Linked DNA regions of Mus musculus: region 1 is linked to region 2. A link is a loop called in an ENCODE intact Hi-C map of the cell type or tissue named here. Cell type or tissue: left cerebral cortex. All regions are shown on one strand. Each heading gives the region's core, and the rest is flanking DNA. Links, peaks and the distances in the headings are about the cores only.

Region 1 (10,143 bases), core at 817-8,816, 490 kb before region 2:
GAAAAGAAAACAAGACCCCCCAATTAAGTAGAAAGACCTCTGTCACTTAAATGTCATATAAAAACAGCTGAGGAAGGAGGCTGAGAAAGAATGGCGAGGGGCTAAAGCTGGAATAGTAATGGGGAGGTCACAGAAATCCAGAGAATGCGAGGAACTGGAGTTCCTCAGCATGGTGTACCTAGGCCCAGGCTTTGGTTTCTCACCTGTTTGAAAGCACCAAGACTTTTTGTGGCCTTTGCTTGTTTATTGCAAGAAGATGGTCTCCTTTTCTCCTCTGGACCTACCAGCAGCTCTGGAGTCCTTACTTTTTGATATTTTTGTTCACCTCCATAGCAGCACAGCCCATCATGTGTGGCCCAGAGCATTGGTAAAGAATCTGACAAAGAAGGAGATTTCACTTCCTGTAAGGTGAGCTGTGCCTGACAGGTGAAGAAGCAGCAGGAAAACTCTCTGCTTCTGCCCATGCGCACTTCTAAGGAGCAAGGCTTCCAATGGTGGGTGTGTCTCGGTACCCAGCAATGACTCTTGCTTAGTTTATATCTCACCTGCTTCACCTTACTTCTATCAAACCAGTTCCTTCCAGTCTCTTCCATTCAGTGTATACACATATATCTTATACATTATTTCCTGATGTTCAAAGAATTATGGTAAGATACAATTTTTTTAGAAAATTAAATCAAAAAAGATTTTTTAAACTATTTCCTGTGCCATTTTGGGAAGAAGAACAAAAATCAAATCCTCATGTACTCTTCCCATAAATTACACATTTTTGTCTTTTGTTTATGTTTTTCCTTCCTTTCTCCCTGTCTTATCTCATCTTGACAAAGGTTTTGTTTTTAAAAAAAATGTTGTTGAAATTCTTAGAAACCTATTTTTGGGTCTGTAGTGGTGCACAGTGGGGAAGCCAAGGACAGGAGGATCATGACCAGGGCTACATAATAGGCTCACGGTCAGCCTGAACTATCTGGTGAGAAGCCAATCTTAAGAAACCATGGTCTGTGTGTAAACCTCAGTGACAGGATGATTGGTTAGCATGCAAGGGCCAAGAGTTTGATCCAAACAACAACCACAACACACACACACACACACACACACACACCACACACACACACACACACACACACACACACACACACACACACACACTCACCCTTAAAATTTTCAGCCATGGTGGTCCATGAGAGGTTGAGGTAGGATTGTGAATTTTAGACCAGATTGAGTTACAGACAGGAACCTTATCTCAAACAACTTCTGGTATTTTTCTTTTTTCTCCCATTAAATTTTTTCGTTCTTTTTGAAAAATTGGTTATTTTATTTATTTACATTTCAAATGTTATCCCCTTACTTCCCAGTTCCCACAAACTCCCATCTCCTCTCTCCTCCCCCTAGTTCTATGAGGGTGCTCCCCCACCCACCCACCCACTCCTGCCTTAGCGCCCTGCCCTAGCATTCTCCTACCCTGGGTCATCAAGCTTCCACAGGACCATGAGGCTCCTCTCCCATTGATGCCAGATAAGGTAATCCTCTGCTACATATGCAGCTGGAGCCACGGGTCCCTACATGTGTACCCTTTGGTTGGTGTAAGTCACTGGAAGCTTTGGAGGGGGGAGGGTCTAGTTGGTTGATATTGTCATTCTTCCTATGGGATTGCAAACCCCTTCAGCTCCTTCAGTCCTTCCCCTAACTCCTCCATTGTGGTCCTGCTCATGTATTTTCACAAGAGCTGAAATATACTTGCCATATGGTATTTGTATTGGCTGCTTTTATGTTGCTATAACACCATGACCCAAAGTGACTTATGGAAGAAGTCCTTTATTTTGACTCCTGGAAGAATTGCTTTACTTTGGCATCTGGTTTCAGGGCAGTAGAGTCCATTATGGATAGAAAGCTCTCGGCAGCAAGTGGTAGGGATGGAGGCAGGAGCAGGAACCTGAGCGATCACTTCCTCAACCACAAACACAGGACAGACAGAGAAGAGACTGGAAGTGGGGTGTGGTGAGAAACCCATGAAATCTGCCCCCAGTGACACAGGACATTCAACAAGGTTGTACCACCTGAGGTTCCCCAAGCAGCACCATCCACCGAGGGCCATTATTTAGATACATGAGACTATGGGGACATTTCCCATTCAAACCACCACAGCATTCTGTTAGAAATGAATATCCTAATATATTTAACCCACGTCTTGAGAGATACATTTCTATTGGTTTCCCTCTTAAAGTCCTTAAGGGTGAAGTGGAATTAAAGACTCAGTTGGCACCAACTCATGGATGCTCCTGGTCATCTCACCATTTGCCTTCCACGTACTACGTTTAAATCAAAGCTTTTCTCAACAAACACTGTTTAAGAGTTTGTTTCCTTCATCCTTCATCACCTCCCTGTGCTCCTATTAGGCAGGAGCAGATAAGCTAATTCACATGATAAACAAAAGATATCTGTTTATAGTGGCATAAGAGATCCAAGTTTGCCAGTGAACTCAACCTGGTTATGGGTTCACTTTAATTTTCTTTTGTCTAATTTTCTTTATTTTCTCACATGGTAATTCCATAGCGTCCTATAGAGATACAGCCTGGGAAACATTAACTTAATACCTGTCTCATTTTTAATCTTTAAGGCTCTTTTTTTTTTTTTAAATTAAAACAGTCTGGTAAACATGTTTATTTTAATAGATGAATTCAAATTAATTACTGATTTATTCAATTTGTTTACACTGAAAAGGAGAAAAGACTGTTTCAGTATCTTGGGGCTGTAGTTCCCAGCAGGAGAAAAGAAGCTCTTAATAGAAGTTAAAAGGCTTTTGAGTCTTTGTGGAAAATTATCATGCAAAGCCTTAAGATATTCACATTACACAGAGAATAGCAGTAAAGCTTTGAAGCCTAGGTATCATCAAAAAATACTTCGAAATGATTTGTGGTTATGATATGCAGATTCAATAACTGTGTAAATATTGAGTAAGTGTCAATGACTGGAATAGATTCACACACATGTTAATATCCTAAGACAACTGTCACTGTCAAGGGCTATGCACTTTGACTGCTATGTTTGATGGTTATTGCTTCTCTAAAGTGCAAGGGAATATTGAAGACTTTTGCCTGTTGATTAGCAAAGCCACTGACTCGTTTCAGCATGATAATGATCACTTATTGAAAATGTTACAATTTGCTGAACAAATGGATACAAAAAAGAATGGAGAACAGGAGTGTGCAGGTGATCAAAACACGGTGTACATGTGTGAAATTCTAAAGAATAAATAGGAAACGTTACTTAGATCACTTGACGGCGTCCAAATTTGCTTATAGCCATCAGAACCAAAATACCAATTTGATAGCAATGAAGTGTTCTCATAGCATGGGACTTTAACACCATTTGCTTTTTTGAAGACTGAAAAGGGTGCAGAGCACCCTCTGTCCAGCCAGGAATGAAGCAACCTGAGTATGGCTCTTTTGTAAAGCTGCCTGATTTCAGATCATTTTTGCTGTCTCAGGGCTCCCAGTCTAGGTACAGACATAAACAAATAAAAAGGTCAGCATTTACCCTACCGCAGAACAATGTTCTAGAAAGCAGAAGTTCAGAAGTTGGTGGTCTGTTACCCTTAGTGAGTGACGTGTCAGGGCTCCACTATAGAAGATTGAAGTTGAGCAGTGATTGCGATGAAAATTGGGGAAATTGAAATCAAGGCAGGTAACAGGAGGAGGAGGAGGAGGAGGAGGAGAAGGAAGAAGGAAGGAAGAAGGAAGAAGGAAGGAAGAAGGAAGAAGGAAGAAGAAGAAGAAAAGAAGAAGAAGAAGAAGAAGAAGAAGAAGAAGAAGAAGAAGAAGAAGAAGAAGAAGAAGAAGAAAAGAAGAAGAAGAAGAAGAAGAAGAAGAAGAAGAAGAAGAAGAAGAAGAAGAAGAAGAAGAAGAAGAAGAAGAAGAAGAAGAAGAAAAAAGTAGTTGTTAAAATCTTGCCAAAATGCTGTAGGGGAAAACACGTGTGCATGCCACTTCTCAACCATGCTAAAAAAAGACAATGGCTCCATACTGTTAGGTCCCAAACCCCAAATGGCAACAGAGCTGACATTATTGCAGATGACAGGTTGGGACCAGCTCAGGGTGGATGGACTCTGACCCGATAAACTTAACTTGGCATTCCTAAGAAACCTTGTAAAATGGGTTTCTGTTTGCCAGGGAAAGCAATTGCCTTTATATCTGCCCTATGCCCACTATCTCTGCAAAGGGCGTCTAGTTCTCTACTAACTCAAACAAACTTGCAACCAATCAAAGGCCCACACTACGCCCTCTTCCTCTCCTTCCTCTCGTGGCAACATAGCCCCTAACAACTGCCAAGATTCTCCCACCATTCTTGCCGGGGAGGTAGCATGGCAGTTTTGAATTGCCCCAAATAACTTTCTTTCCACTCATGGGGCTGTCTGATTCGGTGATTTTACTGCTCCCTTGCTTACACCTACAAAGCCACCTGTATAAAATTAACTGTAAGCTAGGCTACGCGATCTGTTTCTTTTTTCAACTTCTATAAGATGACAGGCTCTCACTTGTAATGTCCTTCATCGCCTCCGCTTCCCTCCCCTTGTGAGTACTGAACACAATTCCACTGGGATGTTTGGGGACTTGCCTCCCACTCCTCCCCCAGCAGTTTCTTGTCTCCATGGAGACTTTTCACTCAAACGGGAGACAGCGTTGTGGGCGGGGAAAGCATAATAACTAGGGAAGAGCCAGAGCTCTGAGAGCAGGAGGAAGGGGCAGGAGGGTTGGGGGGGGGGGTGGGGTGGCGGGTAGGTGGGACCTGGATTGTGCTTTGTGCATGGTGCAGACCTGGAACTTCCTCTGCACAGGGTCAGGGTCAGGGTAGACGAGGGGTCTCAAGGCTGCAAGCATTTCAGGTGTGCAAGCCTTGTGCTTTGACTAGCTAATCCTTCAGCCCTTTCCTTCCTGCTTGAAGGGTTCCTGTCCACCTTGGCATCAATACATGGAAATTCCTAGTCATCTCACCGTTTGCCTTCCACTCAGGACATTTAGAAAAACTGTACTTGAAAAGAACCAGTCTGTCTCTATCCACTAGAGGGGTAAACACTGTGACTTACAGATAATCAGAGTGTGCACCGTAAGGGACAGCAAGCTGTTTGCACTCCAGCGTTCCACAACTTGTAGCATATGTAGTGAACATTCTAATTTACACAGAGACTTGGGGACGGATAAGCAGAGAACAAAACTCTTACATCAGTTGGCCAGTTAAGTGAGACGTGTGAAAGCTTTGCGGTTTTGTGGAAGGGCTTGAGGATTTGATGGTTAGCTGTTTCTTTTTAACTGGCTGTGTGTTTTCTCTAAGGCAAACACCTGCTTCATAGTAACCAAAGAGGATTTTGTAGGAAGAAACTTGCTTTAGGGTGCTGATTTGAATGGATTCTGTGGACCTGTTTTTAACCAAAGGGCATTTGCAATTTGAGAAATAAGAATGTGAAGCTCAGCCTCTCTCTCTCTCTCTCTCTCTCTCTCTCTCTCTCTCTCTCTCTCTCTCCCTCCCTCCCTCCCTCCCTCCCTCCCTCCCTCCCTCCCCCTCTTTCTTCTTCTTCTTCTTCTTCTTCTTCTTCTTCTTCTTCTTCTTCTTCTTCTTCTTCTTCTTCTTCTTCTTCTTCTTTTCTTCTTCTTCTTCTTCTTCTTCTTCTTCTTCTTCTTCTTCTTCTTCTTCTTCTTCTTCTTCTTCTTCTTCTTCTTCTTCTTCTTCTTTCTTCCCTTTCCCTCTTTCTTTCTTTCTTTCTTTCTTTCTTTCTTCCTTTCTTTCTTTCTTTCTTTTGACTTTGACACAGGGTCTTATTTTACAGCTGATAGTTCAGGTGGACATTTTTTTAAAAAGAGCATCTAACATGAAAGATCGCTTGCCACACAAGCTCTTGGATGAAAATATTTTTAGAGTAAATTGAGTTGAAATTATCCTTACATGTTTTTTCTACCTAAATTTCAATTTTATCAACAGCATTTGAAATATTTTTCATAATGATGGTGTCACTTTAAAATGTGAGGGATCACCTCCAATGCAGGAGCAGTGTGTAGGTGTTCTCATCGTTCATCTAGTGAGGTTAAATAGTTTTGCACAATGAGATGTAATTTTGTGTACTTGCCTGGTAATTCATTTTATTTCTAACACTTTCTTCATATTCAATTAAAATGATTTCTAGAAGCAAATTATTTTCCTATTTGTTGGAAAGTACTGAAGCTTCCAATTTTATTAGATAGAGAGCATTATGTATCGGGTACTTATTAATGTCTCCACATTCTCCTGGATGAGCAATCTATCTAAATGGAAAAGACAGAATATTGAACTAACACACTCTCTCTCTCTCTCTCTCTCTCTCTCTCTCTCTCTGACACACTCTCTCTCTCTCATGCACGCACACACAGGTTAAAGATGTCAAATACTTTAGTTTCAAAGCTAAATATATGCGTGTTTGATTAAACTAAGCATACTTGACTTTCCAGGTAGTGAATCAATTATCATACTGCTCTGGTGACACTCTGTTATCAAGGATGAGACATTTTGTAGTGTGTCTCTGTGACAGTAATTAACTAACAGTCAAGATGCAATTGACTTGAGTCTATCATTTGGGAAAACAGGGGATGCACTAAAGGGGAATAGTAATATCAGGGTGAATTCATAAGAATGGTTTCCTGTGTTAGGTATCACACCTATGTGAGCATGTAAATGGCACATGTCTCCACTCCTTACTAGTATGGGATTTGTAAGCAGGGAAGAGATCATAATTTGGTAAAGGGCATAGCAGATGAAGCATTTCAAGGTTGGTTGTTGGACTGTGATAAATAGGGGTTTGTGTCTGTGGAGACTCAACCCAACAATGCTGTGAGACTTGCTTCTCAAGTCTTTGATGCTCAAGTTACTAATATAAAAAATAACGTGGAATTTGCATATACCCTGTATGTATACTGTTATATACTTTAAATTAGGTCTAGATATTTAGAATATCTAATACAGTATAAATGTTACACAGTACTGCATTGCTTAAGGAACAAAACAACTTTTCCCAAATACTTTTGATCTGAGACTTATTGGGCCCACAAATATGGAACCTAGGGATCTAGAGGGCTGACTGAGTGTCAGTCTCTTGAAACTGAAATCTTTTTATCTTTTTTTTTTTTTTTTTTTTGTAATTTAAGACACTATGTCATGTCGAATTCTCTAGTTTATTGAAATAAACTGAAGACTGAAAATGACTCAAAGTCAGCCATTTTGCACCCAAATGTCACATTATGTGACTCATCTGTGGTTGCTTTCATAGGTATTGGAAGTCAAAGATTGCTTTGCAGAAGGTGAGCAGAGAAGAGGGAGAGATGGGGAGAGATTTACTGATGGGTACCAAGTTGCAATCAAGTCGTGTCTTCCATATAGGAAAGTGTCCACAGACAGTGTTTCTACACTGCATTCTCAAAAAGACTCAACACAGGACTTTAAAGTTTTTCACCCATGAGAAGTAACAAATGTTTGAGGCAGGCATGTTTAACCTTATGCAACAGACACATGTAATGATATGAAGAATATCTCATAGATAGGTATAACCCTTGTGTCTTTATGCATCAATCAAAAGCAAATTAAACAAAACCAGTAAGTAACCAGCTATATCCCTCTACTTTCAAAAAGAATAAAGAATAACTAACTGGTATATTTTTATGGTATCTTGTGAGTTATTTTTAGTAATGAAAAATATCTTTTCCCTCTCATCCATCTCCTTACCATAAACAATAAACAAGAATGTTTTCAAGAACTCCTGAGATGTAGGGTTGAGGCAACACTGAAGTAAGTACCAACATGAACTAATGCACACATCTCCTCCAAACTGGATGCTGTCTCTACTCTTTTTTACTACACATCACACAGAAATAAAAATTAAAATTAAAATTAAGCAGTTATTCCTACCTTTTTTTCTAGAAGGAGAACATTTTTTTGAAACCAGAAGAACTAGAATATAATTATTTACATGATTGTCTTGTATTTAAAAATGTAAGAAAAATAATTCTAAAGTTGGGTCTCCTTTAGACAGGAAAACATCTGGGTCTTGCTCTAATGGAGTTATAATTGCACACTAATTCTGCACACGTAATTCCAGAAGCTACTTTACAACAGTTCTAATTGGTTACAATTCATTCCCTACTTGATTAATAAAAGCATTAACATTTTTATTGGTTTGGGAGATGTTAAGAGTAAAATAAACAGAAAGTTAGGGGTTGCATTGTTAAAATTACATAGCTTAGTAAGGAGAGTTATGTGACATTATATTGATGTATTGATCTCTGACATGACACAATTAGGTAGGTTCATCTTCACAAGGAAAAGTAACCATTGTAAAATTACCAGTGTCAGTATGTCTGGAAAGATACCCCAGTCACACTGTAACAGTCTCAAGTTTTTCAAACCTTGAAGATATTATTTTAAAAACGAAGAGGAAAGAATATTTGTATCTTCATATCTTAGGTCAAAGAATCAACATGGACTGCTCTTAACGATGTGTATGTCAGTAAAGAGCTATTGTGTTAAATGAAACTTTTGTCTATGTTCATTCATGTGTCTGTTAGCCCTGACTTTATTAGTTCAACAAATGTTTCTTTATTATTACATATACATACTAGACATAGCTTATATTTCTGTAGACTATTTTTGTCAACCACTTCGGTAGGCATCGGATTCTTGGGCCGATAGTGTTTTAATTGTGGTCTTCCCTTGATCAGTCCAGGATTGATATGCATGAGATCATTTTCACGACTTACAGCCTTATCCAACTCAAATCATTACTAACGCAGTTTTCTCCTGTGAGCTTCAGAAGTGCTCATTATATTCCTAATAAATGGTTGGTCTTTCCCACAGATGCGTCAGCGTTGTCGAGCTGAGTGCGTAATGTTCCTCCCCTCAACCTTATTCCACTTTCTGCAATTGTCTCCTTTCCTACAAATATAGAAATATAACCCAACGTGGACATTTGTTCTCTCTCACTCTTTCTACTCCATACACCTAAAGTTCTGATGCTAGTTTTATGAAAAGACATTGAAAGAGCTGAAGGTTTTGTTTAGCATCAGTGAAGTGAGGCTCGTGTGTGGCATTTTCTTCAGTTTTCTAAAAGTGTGGAGTGTCTCACAAACTCTCATCTGGTCAGTGGTTTGCTGAAAAACCCAACCCCTAGCACCAAAGCCAGTCAGCTCTACTCTTCATGATCATCACCTTTTCTAACACCCTGTTTTCCGTCAGAGGATCACCCCCGTGTAACAGAGAAACTAAGTTCTTCAGAGAAACCTGTTGTGGTTGTCACAGGTGAGCATGTGTGGAAGAGGATAGGTGGATGACGATATAAACATGACTTCATTCAGGTCCTTGGAGTAACATTAGATCTGAAGAATAAGTTGGCACATTTTAAATCAGTTGTTTAATTTCTCACTCAATGTGGTGAGTTGACCTCTAGGGGGCAGTCTCATCATAGGCGTTTCGGAAAATTCACTTCAGTACATTACCCGGGGTTGTTTTGAATCTTGTGTAGATCACAATTGTGAATCTATCATGTAATTAATCTTTATCTTTATACACTTTAATATAACACTGTATTCATAGAATGTAAAACATACATTTTTCAGGAAAAGCACGAATCCTAACAGTAGTGTGCATCCATACTCAATACACTCTATGTAGATAACCTTATTAATAACAGAATTTCACCATATAACATATATCCACTCTAAAGCTGAGCTAGGAGGGATCAAAACCCTTTCTGTGCATATCATAGTGCACATCCTATATTCACTGGGAATATTTGATGTTCTTTGTAAATAACAGCAAGTCTGGTTAATGTTTATCAAAAACAAAAGCCAAGTTTCACAAAGGAAAATATTTGCCTAGCTGGGTACTAGATAGTGTATATTTTATCTTTTTAGGATTTTGATAAAACACCCTTCAATTGCCAAAAGGCTGGTTACATGTTTTTGGAAGGTGCTTTCTCTTCAGGTGGCAGGTGCACTGGAAGGCAATATTCCCAGGTATGTAATAGTTTGATTAACATAGAACAAAGAGAAACGCGTGAGGACCGGCCTGTGTGCTTAATTTTTGGGTTCTCTGTGTATTGGCTGTAATCTGATAAACAGGAGTTGTGTCCAA
Region 2 (10,143 bases), core at 1,396-9,395:
CTTAATTTAGTCTTATCTTTTATAAGAGTTGCCTTGCTTATGGTGTCTCCAAAGCAGTAGAATGGTGACTAAGACAGCCCACAAAAGGATCAAATTGTACTTGATAAAACTGATTTAAGCTCAAGAAGAAGGAAGACCAAAGTGTGAATCTTAGAAGGGGGAACAAAATACTGGAGGAGATACAGAGACAAAGTGTGGAGCAGAGACTGAAGGCCATCCAGATACTGCCCTACCTTGGAGCTATTTCATATACAGTCACCAAACCCAGACACTACTGTGGATGCCAAGAAGTGCTTGCTAGCAGGAGCCTGACATAGCTGTCTCCTGAGAGGCTCTGCCAGACAAATACAGAGGCATATTCTAGTAGCCAACCACTAGACAGAGCACAGGGTCCCCAGTGGAGGAGTTAGAGAAAGGATGGAAGGAACTGAAGGGGTTTGCAACTCCATAGGAAGAAAAACAATATCAAACAACCAGGTGCCACAGAGCTCTCAAGGACTAAACCACCAACCAAAGAGTACACATGGAGCAACCCATGGCTCCAGCTGCAAATATAGCAGAGGATGGCGTAGTTGGTCATCAATGGGAGGAGAGGCCCTGGGTCCTGTGAAGGTTCTATGACCTACTGTAGGGAAATGTGAGGGTGGGGGAAACGGGAGTATGTAGGTGGGTGGGGGAACACCCTCATAGAAACAGCAGGAGGGGTGATGGGATAGGGGAATTCCAGGTAGAAAATGGTAAAGGAGATACATTTTAAATGTAAATAAAGAAAATATCTAATAAAAAAGAAAAAGAAATTGCCTTCCAAATGAAAAAAAAAAAAAGGAAAAGAAAAAAAAGGAAAAAGGAAAAAGGAAAAAGGAAAAAGGAAAAAGGAAAAAGGAAAAAAAGGAAAGGAAAGGAAAGGAAAGGAAAGGAAAGGAAAGGAAAGGAAAGGAAAGGGAAGGGAAGGGAAGGAAAGGAAAGGAAAGGAAAGAAAAGGAAAGAAGGCAAGGCAAGGCAAAGCAAAGCAAAGCAAGGCAAAGCTCTTTTTAAACAGGATCCTTGTATTCTTTACTGACCAGGACAATAATGGACTTGGGATAAAGTTAGAAATAAGTCTCCATGTTACTTGTTGAGGGGTTTATGAAATAATTAGAATGGGTTCAGAAGCATGGAATTAGTTATTAATGTATCCCCAAGAAGAAATGATACCATACATTTGTATGTTTTAATCTGTATTGTGAACTGTTTTGGAAGTCGTTCATTTTCCTTCAGCGGAAACTAGGATATTTTCTTTCCTGCATGTAGATAATAAAGTGATTTCACCCCCTCTAGTCTTAAGAGATACACTTTCAGACTTTGATTAGGGCCATCTAGTTAAGCCGGCAAGATCTAAAGGATTTCATAGAAACTTAAGGCAGGCAGTGACAATGATGTCAGTGAATTTTCTGTTAGGCTGACAATTTACCGATGGTGAGCACCCACCATCCTTATCACCCGAGAGACCTTGCTTTGGGTCTCATCTTCAGGCAATTTTCATTGTGTTTATTTGCGGGGTGTTTATGTGTGAGGGAGGACTATGCAGAAGCACCAGAGTGCAAGGCTGGAGGTCAGAGCCAGTTCTCCCCTTCCACGTGGGTGCTGGGGATTGAACTCAGGCCATCAGTCTTGGTCACAAACACGTCACCCGATGAACTGTCTCCTGGGCCCAGATTTTAGCCTCCTTTAAAAGAAGATTCAAATAGCTTTCTCTTGACAACTTGTAGTTTTCATTTCTTTAAATCCAGCTTACCTTATTCCAGCCAGCAATATAATTTTCCTCTAAATTTGGCACTGTAGGATTAATTAAGGATATTAGGAAGAAAGAGACATAAAGGCCATTTCTGAATTCTTCTCACATTCTCTCACAGTCCAGTAATTGGGGCTGGTAACAGAATTTACACCAGGCACACCGACTAACATAGATGTCAGTAATTAGCAAGTTTAAGGGCTAAACTTGCCATTGACATGGTCAGCACATTCAGAAGAATTCTACCATTGGTTTTTTTGTTTGGTTTTGGTTTTTGTCTTAATTCTCTAATTTAGAATGGGAAAAATGGTACAATTCCAATGTGTTCCTTCTGGTCCAAAACAGGAATTTCTAAAATTAACTAGGGCAAATTATGCTCCTCTAAAGTGGAAAACCCACCCCACCAGCTCCTCACCTTTCTGACTTTTTGGGTACTGGTAGAACTCTTGCCATTCGGGTGGACTTTTCTGGATTTTGACTATCCTGCCTTTCACATATATCTGAGTCTGTGCAGATCTCAGGCAGATCTGCTTGCTGTACTGCAGTGTCTCCACAAACTTTCCTTCCTCAAAGATTTTAAAGAATTTTTATTTCTTGTTCAAATCATCCACTCCTGTGTTAGACCCACTTAAGGCTTTATGACAGCTTCTTGGAAATTCTACTAAGAATGAAAAGAAACGGAAAAATGAAAGTTTTAACTCTGCATCAGTGTCTCATGGTACCCATTATGTGGGATGTAGTATGGCTCTACTATGCCATGTCAAGCATAATAAATATTTTTATCTAGGCTTTCAAGCTGCAGCTGTCCTCTACAGTGGAGAGAATAGGAAACTCTCAAACCCTTACTTAGGTAAGATAAGGTAGGTACATTTTGGTTAGCTTTTATTTATCCTATTTCTCTCTCTCTCTCTCTCTCTCTCTCTCTCTCTCTCTCTCTCTCTCTCTCTCCCTCCCTCCCTCCCCCCCCTCTCTCTCTCTCTCACTCTCTGTCTCTCTCTCCTCCAGACATGGTTTCTCTGTAGCACTGACTATCCTGGAACTCACTCTGTAGAGCAGGCTGACCTTGAACTCAGAGATCTGCCTGCCTCTGCCTCTCAAGTGCTGGGATTAAAGGCATGTGCCACCATATGCCTGTATAGTCAATTTTATTTTTAATAAGGATTTTGCTTTGAATATTTAAGAATGAGTCAGTGCATATGGTAAACAATCCAAGGATTATTCCAAAAGCCCATTCACCAGGATAAACAAGTACAAAGCCTTTTCAGTATATACGTACACTGGCTTGAATGTGTGTGTGTGTGTGTGTGTGAGAGAGAGAGAGAGAGAGAGAGAGAGAGACAGAGAGAGAGACAGAGACAGACAGAGACAGACAGACAGACAGACAGACAGACAGACAGGCATAGATGAACCTATTAAAAAACTAAAATGAGATTCTGATACATATATTGTATTTAATTGTTACACTTATGAGAACAGAGTTATATAATCTTTCTTGCCTTGCCTACTTTCAAAATAATTCAATATGTTGAATATGTTTTCAGAGTATAACTAGAATTTTATTCTCAAATAGTACACACTCCTCACACAAATGACTTTTTAAAATTTATATTGCATGGAGGAGATGGAGATAGCTTGATGGTTAAAATTGCTTGCTTCAAAACATGAGGCTCTGTGTTTGTATCCCATAACCCATGAAAGAAGTGGAGTGTGGGCAAGTACCTCTAACCCAGCACTGAAGAGGGCATATAAGACAGTGTCGCTGGGGGGTTGTTAGCTACCAGGTCAACAACAACAACAACAGCAACAACAAACAGCTCACCTAAGGCTCTGTGTGAGACCTTGCTTCAAGGGAATGAGGCAGAAAATGATAGAATGAGACACCTCCATCCTCTGAACTCTGGAAGTTGTGGGTGCATGCATCTTTCCTCCTTCACACTCAGAGAATCCTTCTGTTTATGATTTCTACTTCTCCCTGGCCTTCTACACGTTAGTTCCTTGGTGTGAACGTGCCTCTTTCTAATTGTATAATTCAGGATTATAACAATAACAACAACAGCAGCAACAACAACAATACCTGAGACCAGCTTATTGTTGCCTTCCTATACACCTGTTGTATGCCAGTTGATTCCTCATGTTGATATAAATATCACAGAGATTTTGACTCTTTATATCTAAAGTGATTAAGTAAAACATGGATGCCACATAATGATCACCATTTTTTCCCTTAAAATGTGTACCATACACTTTCCAACGGTATAGTAAGTCAAAGTTATTATGTTAGTTTTCTGCTAAGAAGCCAATAGTGTGAGTGTCTCAAGAAAGATAAATTCTAAAAGCTTAAAACTCCACTTAAATTTTTCAGCATTACAGAAAAAATACGTACATTTATTATGTGAACATACTTTAAGGCATATAAATATTGTGTGTGTAGTGTGTGTGTGTGTATGTGTGTGTGTGTGTGTGTATTTTATCGAATGAACATATGCTTAGTCACACATAGTGTTTTCATAATTGAATATTTTATATCCAAAATATCATAGCTGTTTTAAAAATATGTTCTCATCCACTTTAGTTTTTATGTTGTGCAATAATGAGTGGATAGACACTTGTGCGTATTATGTGCTTGTATGTTGTGTTGACGTTTGTACATACATAAGTGCACATCGGCCGGAGAAGACCATAGTAGGACATCTTATGTCCTACTGTATTCCCTTCCCTTTTATCATATCAAGGTAAAATGTCCCTTACAAACCCTGGAGCTAGAATGCTTCCACACCGAGCAGTCATGTCTTTGCCCACAGAGCACTATTATGGACATGCACTTGACCTTATCTAAATTGTCCTGTGGACACTGGCGTCTGAACCCAGGCCCTCATGATTGTATAGCAAAGCCTTCTCACCCACAGGGCCAACTCTCCAGCATCTACCTAGATGCTGGTTTGTTCATTATTTTATTTACACCAAAATAAGTAACAGGAATACACGAAGGACATGGAAAACTGCAGGGAGATGCTGAAGTGCCTTAGTTTTCAAGGAAAAAGAAGCCAATCTCATTAAATGGCTAAAATATAAAATTTAAAACAATAAGGAATATGGTTTCGCTAATTGTAATTCAAAGTCTATTTTAAAAGTTAGTGCATGCACTGCTCTCTACTGGCCTCATTGTTATTGCAACTATAACCAGTGTCATATCTGTAGTTATGTGAGGTGATGAATCCTGTTTATATCAAAGGGCTCACAGAATTTTAAAGTCTATTGATTTATACAACATGGCTATGTTTATATGTATAGATGTGCACAATCATTCCTTGTATTTTTATAGTACAGTCAGTTGAGGAGTCTATAAATATGCAGTTAGCAAACAGACGTACACCTAACTATGTACTAAAGAGAAAATACAAAATGATAGATATAGAATATACGTTTAAGGCATAATGTGTTTCAGTTCAGCTAATTAATGGTGACAGTAGCTACACTGTTTGCTTTCTCTTTCTCTCTGGAAACAAGTGAAGGCTTCCATGGAGCAGGATGGGTGGCTCTGCATATTCAATAATTTACCTTGTGTTCACCACAATGGACTCCTGCTTCTGTTCCCTTTCTGCATCGTTTCCCTTCAACATCCTCATTGGTGTCCTATGAATGCATGGGAAAACATTTTACCACTAGAAGTTACAAAAGTCTCAGGGTAGGGGGGAGGGAAAATTTTACTCATTGTATAATTCTATGCTTCATCAAGCAATGAAGACGATACTTCATTCAACAATACTACAGACAGACTGTCAGTGTTCCAGCGAGATTCCTTGTATTTGTGGAATTACTCCTCAGTTAAAACAGTTGCAAATGCTGTAAAATTTCCTAATGTATATAGTGTAATTTACACTAGGGTAATTTGTGGAATGAGTGGGTTAATTGACCTCAGGATTGAGCCATTTCAGAAAAACACATTAGGAATTTAAGATATTATCCCAAGAGAAACAGGAGACAATAATGAAGCTACCTAGGGTAGTTAAAAAAAATAAACATATTTTAAAAGAATCATTTGAACAAAATGTGTAGAGTGACTGGGCCTCAGGGAATAGGTATAAATTTGAAGAGAACCATTTAAAAAGCTATCCAAGAATTCAGGTGAGAGAATTTTGGTGTCTTGAACCAAGACAATGGAAATAAAATTTAAGTAAAGTGAATGCATATACCAGACATATTTGGCGGTCATTGCTGACAAGTCTTGGTAAGGGCTTGAAGACAAGAAAGAAGAAAAAGAGACAAGATACAAGAAAAACTTATTGTAAATGTCAATTTTATTTCCACAGATGAAGAGATAAGATGAGAGCCATACCTAAGCTGTGCAAACAAACAGCTTGGGCTGAGCCCAGGTCATTTCTTTCTCTGTTCTAACTATTCCTAGATTATGGTTTGGAAGCTTATAGCCTCCATCCATACAATCTAATCTTCCAAGTTGACTGATTCAATCAGGTTTTTCTCAGCTTCTGACTGAATTGCTCTGCCTGGCTTCATCCTAACTTTGACAATATATTCTAATCTTCTGGTTTCTTTGTATTCTTTAGCTTGTTCTGTCTTCACTTGTGTCTTGCTTGTTCTTTCTGCTATCTCTCTCTGTAATATTGTCCCAGTAAAACTGTCACACATGCAGACCCTCCCTTCTTCTCCCATTCTCTCGCTTTGTCGCTCTCTTGCTCTTTCTCTTGCTCTCTCTTCTCTGAAGTAGTCTCTCCTTTTTTGTGCATTCTCATGAGAGTTGGGCATATCCTATCTCTGACTCATTCTGTCAAATCTTTCTCTGATTCTTCACTTTGTCTCCCTGTAATTAGATGCCACTTGCAAACATGATTGTTTTCTTCTACAAATTAACCTTACTTTCATTGTTAAGTATTAAAGGTAGTTAGGGCATGTCTGTATTCCAGCCAGATCATACTGTAATCCAGGACATATCTGTATTTCAGCCAGATCATAGAGACCTAAAAGGTCTTTGTATGTGATCCCTTGCCAGAGCAGCCATGTTGATGGATTAAAATTCCTCTACATCTTCCCAGGGTTACAGGAAGATGTTTTTCCCCCTTTGAGTGCATGGAATTTGATGTAGCTTTGAGGTATGGAAATGGTTATGATGTTTGTGATATATTCATTTGTAGCTTAGGGAGTTCTGAATTAAAGTTATAAATGTGAAAATAATAGAATTATTTGAGTTAAGAAACCACATAAAGGAAAAGTACTACATTTTAATTTTAAAATATTAATATACCATGAACTTCAATAATATTTAAGCCATATAATGTAAAAAAAAAATATCAAAATTTGACTAACAATGGAGAATGAAACCCACAGAAACCACTTTAGCTCCCCAACTTTTCCTGGATAATTCAGAATAGGGAGAGACCATGTATTGGTTAATACCAATGCAGTGTAATTCCATCATGCTATTACAATACTAGATTTTAAATTATGTGAGTAGATGGACAATGCTTTGTTTCCCACCATTTAGTCACTACCTGGCATAGAACTGATATTTAATAAATATTTTGGGTAAATATTTTGGGACACAAAATATATTCATATGTTTCAAACCAATCCCAATTGGCATAATACTATTGTGCACTATGTAAATATTATCCTTGTATTATTTAAATGCTGGTTTTTGTAACCCCATATTTGGTTGCAATCCTTATTCTAAAGAATCTTCTGTCTCAGTATTGTGTAAATATTGCTCCATGATTATTCTCTGATTGGTCAGTAAGGAAGCTGATTAGCCAATGACTGAGTAATGAAGAGAATAGGGCTGGATTTCTTCCCAGCCACTGGAGGAGGAGCAAGAGGAAGGAATAGAGATATTAAGGGAAACAGTGAGGAGATTGTTTCACTCCCACTCCAGATGAGTCTCACGTTCACTGGAGAATGAAGATGGACTTCAAAATAATGATATGATCATTTAGTTAACATGTTTGCATGAAAATGAAGTAGAGTAAAAGAGTGTGACTATGAAGATTCATCAGTTCTGTAGCAATTACCATTAACACCAATCTTATAATCACAGGGGAAGCCAGGGGAAAACAGAACCTACACCTCACTGAACCTGTAGAAATGATATCATCAAGTGGGAATCCTTTAACTTTCACACCCCACGCTTTTCACATGTTCACCAAGGATATTCCCCATAATAATATTTGGTATAGAGTGTCTGATATTTTTATTCAGACAATTGGACATATTAATCATAAACATATATATATGTGTGTGTGTGTGTGTGTATGTGTGTGCAGCATATTTTAAATATATAGGTTTATATTTGTATATATTGCATGTATATTTGTATATATATTTAATGTATGTATTATATAATTTAGGTTTCACTTTTATGTTGAGGGTATATAAACATTAGCTCTGTGAGACAGTCCATCTACATCTAGTGTCAGCAGGACTTTCACATTGGCTGATGTAATAAAATATTTAGGGAAAAGAAGAGATGGCAAATGAGCAAGTTCACAGTTTTCTGTAAGTGCAGCTCATAACTAGCGATGTGAGGAACTCATGCTGAGTCGATGCACATGTGGGTGGAGGTGAGTGCCAGGTTAATTGTTGCATTCAATATCATTCAGAAGAAAACAATAAGAGATGAAATTGCAGCGTTTACATTCCTGCCTTTCAATTTTACTCATCTCCTTTATTGCTTTTATTTTTCTGTTCCTATTATTTGTGCCTCATGTTTGATATTATTTCCCTCCCCTTTCTCCGCAAATTTCTTTTTGAAAGGATTTAGCTTGTGAAAAAAATCCTTTCCAGATGACTTGAAAAATAAAGAAAATACCATGTATTCATTTTCCATATAGAGTTGAAAAGATAGGTCCATGGAAAATATTGTCATGTTGTCTACTTGAAAAAATAGGTCTTTTGAAGGGAGGACTGTACTGTGAGATGCAATCATTGCCTGCTCTGGTTAGAGGGCAGAGGCAGCCTGAGAGCAATGCTAATTATCCTCGACAAGTCATTTTTCTTTCTTAGTAGTTTTCGGCCCTTTGGCACCCACTCCTCCATTTGATTATGGATGTCTCTTCCATGTAACAAAAGCACTGTGACCTCAGGTACTCACGTTCCCATTCGTCAGGCATGTTCATCTTTATGTTGTGATTTAGATATTAGCCATGACACAGTCATGTGGCAAAGATACTACACCCTAACATGACCCCAAATGCCAGGCTGAATGTCTTCTTGTGTTCAAAGTTTCAAATTACTGTAAAAATTTGTTAATTCAGGAAGCCCCCAGTTACGTAAGATCAACCATTCTGCTTTTACTTACTGTCTATGTACTTTCTTTTATGCCTCTTTTTTTTTCAAAATAGCTCATAAGCATGTTTGATTTTGCTGATATATTTGTAATCAGCATTAATGTTGATCTTCCAAATTCTTTTTTTTCCATTTTTTATTAGGTATTTAGCTCATTTACATTTCCAATGCTATACCAAAAGTCCCCCATATCCACCCACCCCCACTCCCCTGCCCACCCACTCCCCCTTTTGGATGGACCATGTAGAGACTGCCATATCCAGGGATCCACCCCATAATCAGCATCCAAACGCTGACACCACTGCATACACTAGCAAGATTTTATTGAAAGGACCCAGATGTAGCTGTCTCTTGTGAGACTATGCCGGGGCCTAGCAAACACAGAAGTGGATGCTCACAGTCAGCTAATGGATGGATCATAGGGCTCCCAATGGAGGAGCTAGAGAAAGTAGCCAAGGAGCTAAAGGGATCTGCAACCCTATAGGTGGAACATTATGAACTAACCAAATTCTTGATATTTGAGAAACTCATTGTCTGTATCTGATACTTCCTTGGGGGACACACGTGAAAGGCTTGGTGGTGGTCTGATTGGCTTTGGGGATGTGATGAAGCTACAAGTGCTGTAAACTCACCAGTGGGTTAATCCACTGACTGCAACCTTCCATGACTTTATTCAGGGAAGGTAGAAACTAGAAGGTGGTACCTACTTTGATGGAGGAGTTCATGCGATGCTTTGAGGGGCGTACCTTAATGCTCAGCTTCACTTTAATGCTCAGCTTCATTTCTTCTTTTGTGACTGTTTCCCAGCTGTCAGAAAGTGGCGATACCCTTCCTCCATAATGTCCTGCTACCATGGTGTCTCTGCTTCCTTACTGCCCTAAAAATGAGAATCTCCGAAGCCATCAGTCCACATTGTTCTGAAGGTTCTTTCACTTAGATATTTTGGTGTAGCAACAGAAAGCTGAATGGGCATTGTATTCTTGCATCTGAAAATAATTCACACTCATGACGAGGGAGTTGTCAGCAGAAAAAAAAAATGAAATATAAAATCTTCCATGAATTGTAAACTGCTGTAC

What was found. Peaks named below come from ENCODE experiments on the same cell type or tissue, not always from the same donor. Only the 100,000 strongest peaks of a DNase experiment are listed, where the experiment ranks them.
Region 1: a loop joins it to region 2, with 2.6 times the contacts of the local background. A loop is called at or near these places in 2 of 42 quality-filtered maps.

Annotation. Positions count from the first base shown.
Region 1 is chr10:107,747,092-107,757,234 of GRCm38, reverse strand. No RefSeq gene overlaps it. Among named protein-coding and RNA genes, the nearest start is that of Ptprq, 32 kb to the right of the region's middle. In left cerebral cortex, for the core only: no CTCF peak of the experiment used is centred there; DNase peaks (open chromatin) are centred at 4,581 and 5,093; H3K27ac peaks cover 471 bases.
Region 2 is chr10:107,255,414-107,265,556 of GRCm38, reverse strand. No RefSeq gene overlaps it. Among named protein-coding and RNA genes, the nearest start is that of Lin7a, 11 kb to the left of the region's middle. In left cerebral cortex, for the core only: a CTCF peak has its summit at 4,929 (motif pointing left); a DNase peak (open chromatin) is centred at 4,907.